Linked DNA regions of Homo sapiens: region 2 is linked to region 1. The links are chromatin loops, found by intact Hi-C in ENCODE. Cell type or tissue: IMR-90. All regions are shown on one strand.

Region 1 (2,500 bases):
TTCTGTACCAGGTTGGTCTGCAGTAGTTCACCTACATGAGAAACTGATGCCAACCACATTAACATATCCCACCAAACCAAAATGAAGCATGTCTCTCACACTCAACTTCATGGCTGGATCTGAAAAATGCCTGTAGCCACTCCAATACTACATTCAAGGAAGACTAAATCAAAAAGGATGGTGGTTTTCATTAATTATAATGGGAGTTGTAATTAATTAGCTTCATGGTTAATTTGCCCCTGAATTTGGATTCAAGACACTTAGAGCAAATATAGGCAACTAATAGCCCTAGGACCTCAGTAAGGTCTTTTGTTTCTTGTTTTTAGTCTCCTTTTTCACTTGAAATATGACATCACCATTGGAGACAGAACCAGGGATCTAATTGGTAGCAAAGTTATGTCCTTCGGTAGACTTAAGATGCTAGTCACAGGAAGATGCCCTGGCAACAGTGGTTCCCAGTGCCCACTCGGTATCGCAGTCCCTCAGAGAGTTTGTGGAAAACCCAGATACTTGTGCCCTACCCAAGATTCCATGGGGTCTTTGGGTAAGACCTGAGAATCTTCATTTTAACAAGCCCTACAAGTAGTTCTGAAGCATGGCCAGACTCTCAGAATCACTCATCTAAGCCCTTAAAGCAATCTTAATATTAGAGCACGGTAAATGCTTGTCAACTCTTGTGAGTGGAGAAGTGAATTTTATGTAATAGCAATAGCTAACATTTGAGTGTTGCTGTGTTCTGTCTTTAATGCATTATATAATTCCTTTCTTTTAATTCACAAAACCATCCTATGAAGAAAGTACCATGTTGTTACCATCAACAGTTGAGGAAATGGTTTAAGGAGCTTATTCAGGATCATGCAGCTGACAAGGAGTTGAGACAGAATTGAACCCCAGCCTCTTTAAGTTTAATTCAGAGTTCATGGTCCTAAACCCCACAGTGGTGACTTCTGGTTCAATCTTTGGCCCTTCAGGTCCTTGAGCCAAAGTGTGACTCAGGAGTTCTCAATCCTGGATACACAATCGAACTACTAGGGAGCTTTAAAATTTTTAGGATTCTGACTTAATTGGTCTGGAGTAGGTCCTGGGATGAATATTTTAGCTTTCCAAGTGATTCTACTGTGCTGCGTGGGTTGAGGACCTCTACTCTCTTTTGGGAGTCATTTAAATGTATTTAACCTGAAGAGCTTGTAGTGGTGTTGGAGCAAAGGGGATGGAGGAGATAGCATTGGATCTGTTTTCTCCAAGGATTCTGTGACTCAAACATTTAACTTGGTCAAGAGGGCTGACTGGAGATTTTTGTCTTGGTGCTGTGGGGGAACAGCCAACAGCTCCAACCTCTGAGCTGAAACTGACTTAACATTTGTTTAATGATTAATTCCAAACAGTAAGTAGCTGAACTTCTTTTGGAACAATTACCATTTTTCCCTTTCAAAATGAGTTGCAAACACATGCTGGATTTGGGCTCTCTGTGTGGATCTGAGGTCTGGGTGGGATAAGGACTTCTGAATGGCACATGGGTTCTGAAGATATTTTATGTTTTGTAAAGAATGGGCCTTAGAAATTTCCTGGGAAGGAAACTTTGCTTGGCAAGAGCTCTGAAGCTCTGGGTGTTCTGTTTCAGGACCTGAGCACTCAAGGTCTGTTTCCATGTGCCGCTTGATATAGACAGCTCCTACCACCTGCCTGCATTTGTGCTTCACATTCAGGAAAGCAGAGAGGAGACATGCATTTGGTTGTAAGCCAAGATGATGTTTGACCTCCTGCAGATTTAGTCTCCTGTCAGGACCAGGCCTTAACTCCAGTTAAACATTAATCCCAAACATTTCCAGTGGTAGAAAGCAGGGGGAAAGGCCTGGGTTGGGACAAGAGGGCAGCTCTCATCCCAGCTCTGCCACTAGCTCACTGGAGGAGGTTGGCCAGACCACTGGGGATTAACTCCTCCTTTGTGGCCTGAGGATGCTGGGCTGTATATTTAAGACACCTTCCAAATCTACCATGCTGCCTGACTTTCCCAGTGTTTTCATGGGAAAAGTAAGGGTGCAATTTTACTTTCATCCTATTCCATTTTAAAACAAAAGGCTAAGGTGAACTATTTGCCACGTTTAGTCATCACTTCCTACATTTCTGTCCACAGGCTTCTCAGCTGTTCCATCACTTCCTCAGCTACTCAGGGATCTCCCATGCCCCTAACACTCCCCTGGGCTCTCAAGAGCCATGACCAGGAGTTGTTTAAAGATTTCAAATAATCCTTTGATTATTTACATGGGCCACACCCTCCAGAGCCTGCCAGGAGAATACTTGAGTCTCACTGAATATTAACAACAACGATAATAATTACTATTTATTGGTGGCTTCCTATGTGTGCAGGCCCTGTGCAGGGACTTTCACACTGTTGTATCTTGTCCACATGACCCCTCTGAGAAGTATATCAGTGACCCTGTTTTACAGGTTAGAACGCCAGGACTCACAGTGGTTGAATACCTTGAGCAGTTGACACTTG
Region 2 (2,500 bases), 71 kb before region 1:
AGACAGACCTGGCAGTCATCCTCAACACCTCTCTCCCTCAAAACCCATATCCAATCCGTCCCCATATCTTGTTGATATTAGCTTGTAAATATCTCTCAAATCTTTCACTTCTTTCCATCTCCACCAGCATCATCCTAGTTCATGGTACCATCTTCACATTTCTGGGGTACCACAAGAGCCCCCTGGTACCCTTATATCCACACTGGCTCCCCTCCAATTTGTTCTCCACACAGCAGCCAGAGCGCATTTCAAAACACAACTCTGTTCATATCATTTTCTTCCTTAAAAGTACATTAGTTGCCTCCTATTGATCTTAAGATAAAGACCACACTCCTTAATAAGTCCTACAAGGTCTTGCTTGCCTGGCCCTGCTGCCCTCTCCTACATCTCCCTACCCAGCACTCCCTCCCTGGCTCTCCCTGCCACACTGGCCTCAGCTGAGTCTCAGTCTCTAGGGCTTGTTAGGCTCCCTCCCACCATAAATCTTTGTATTTGCTGTTCCTCTGCTTAGAATGCTCGTTCTTCCTGACTCCACCTACCGAATTCCTGCTTTACTCTCAGTTCTCAGCTGAGTTGTCACTTTCATAATCTTCAGGACCAGGTCCAACCCCATTTTATAAAGTTTTAAAACATGTGCCTCCTTCAAGCCTTTATCATAGTTTCAATTTTACATTTATTTATGTAATCATTAATGCTTACTTTCTCTATATGATGATGAGCTCTGTGAGTGTTGGAACCATGTCTGGTTTTGCTCGTTACTTTATCCTAGCAGGTATCATGGTACCATGTTACTGACACATGCCACAAATATATGTTGAACAAATGAATGAATGAAGATTTATCATCTGAGTAACCAGATAGATGATGGAACCATTCAGTGGAATAAAAATGAGAAGAGAAGTAGATTTGAGGAGGAAAATGATCATTCATTTTGGGACACCTGGCATTTGGGGTGCCTGCCAACCATGTCTGTCCCTCAGAGACCTTACCATCTTCTGTACAAATTAAGATGTCACTAAGGAGCTTTTGGGAGGCTGGTGACAGGTACATCTAATTCCCGGATGATTCTAAGAAGGTCCCTGGAGGAGATGGCTAAGTCACAAGTGGCATCCCTGAGCTGTGGCTTCTCTATCTATCCTTATCTCTGGTTTGTAGACCATACAGGAGATAGAAGGGGTTCCCAGGTGGTCCTGACTTGGCTCCTTGGGGACTTGTATAAAATATCTTTACAATTCTATGGAAGACTCCTTGGAACAAATGATTCACATTTGTCAGGAGCTGTCAACCTCCTTCCTACCTCTAACACTGCACTAGACATATGCTTAAAGGAGAATACAGAAAGTGGGTCTTACTAAGTCCAGTGAGCCATCCTTTCAAAGATGTCATCAGCACTAGGACAGAACAGCCCATTCCATCCCTCTGACTCACTTACTCTTACATTCCTCACTCACTCATTCAACTTTCTATCTCCTCTTGTTCATTCACCCACACACCCATCTGTCACCCAGCTATCCATCCGTGAACAAGAGTTTATGTTGGATTTATAGCAGGACTCAAGGCTAATGCATTATCTTCAGCCCCACTCCTGTATCCCTCTTTTCTATGGTCCTCACAGCTCAGAATCCCAGGTGAGGAGACTGTCAGGGGTTGGGGAGATGTCACTGTGCTGGTCTAGGGCTGGGCTGGGTATGATTGCAGGGTGTCAGCAGGAAGAATGGGAGACCAGAAGTGGCCACACTGATTACTCCTCTTGGCTCACTATCTGCTTTTCTGGCTTCCCCTCTTTCATTGGTGATGAGAAATTAGAGATTAGGCTCCTTATTCAGGTAGATATAAGATAGACTGGGCTTTGCAGAGGTGTTAGGGGGCTCTGGCCTTAAGGGGAAATAGGAACACAGCTCCCCATGAGCCCTATGGTGGAAAAGGTGATGCTTTTGTTTTCTTCTTCATTTTAGACTATGATTGCACTTTGGCCCTGTGGAATTTGCAGAGAGGCTGGGGGAGGGTGGGAGAGTAGGATTTTAAAATGTGGCATTTAGAAACCAGGCAGTAGACTAATCCTGGCCCCATCCCCATAGAAGCTGTTCTTTCAGTTCTCTTAGGCTTGTCATTTACAAAGAGCTCCCTAGAATGTGTGCTGTCCATCTGCTTTGGCGGCTGACAGGGCTGGAATTGAGCAGGCATAGGACAATGACAGCCACATTAGATAACAGCATCTTGGAAAAATGCCTGAAGGTTGCAAGGGTCTAAGTTACAGACTCATTTGCTCATTCCCTCCCTCACGAATTCATTCATTTATCTACTTAGCACCTACCTAGTAGGTGCCATGTTTAAGTCTCAGCCCTGGAGATGTGACGGTGAGCAAAGCACATATTTCATGCCCTTAGAGGATTTGGTTTGGGAAGATGGACTGTAAACAGGGTACTATACACCATAAAAAGTGTGAATACCATGGAGAAATACGGAGAATAATAAGGGAGCTCCAGGGGTGGGAGGTGGT

The links. A loop is a pair of places that touch in the nucleus more often than their neighbours do. Peaks named below come from ENCODE experiments on the same cell type or tissue, not always from the same donor. Only the 100,000 strongest peaks of a DNase experiment are listed, where the experiment ranks them.
Region 2: a loop joins it to region 1, with 2.2 times the contacts of the local background. A loop is called at or near these places in 3 of 110 quality-filtered maps.

The regions. Positions count from the first base shown.
Region 1 is chr11:15,193,885-15,196,384 of GRCh38, forward strand. The region is part of intron 6 of INSC (INSC spindle orientation adaptor protein); the gene reads left to right. Among named protein-coding and RNA genes, the nearest start is that of INSC, 80 kb to the left of the region's middle. In IMR-90, no CTCF peak of the experiment used is centred here; a DNase peak (open chromatin) is centred at 1,327; H3K27ac peaks cover 616 bases.
Region 2 is chr11:15,122,603-15,125,102 of GRCh38, forward strand. The region is part of intron 1 of INSC (INSC spindle orientation adaptor protein); the gene reads left to right. Among named protein-coding and RNA genes, the nearest start is that of INSC, 8.9 kb to the left of the region's middle. In IMR-90, no CTCF peak of the experiment used is centred here; a DNase peak (open chromatin) is centred at 1,419.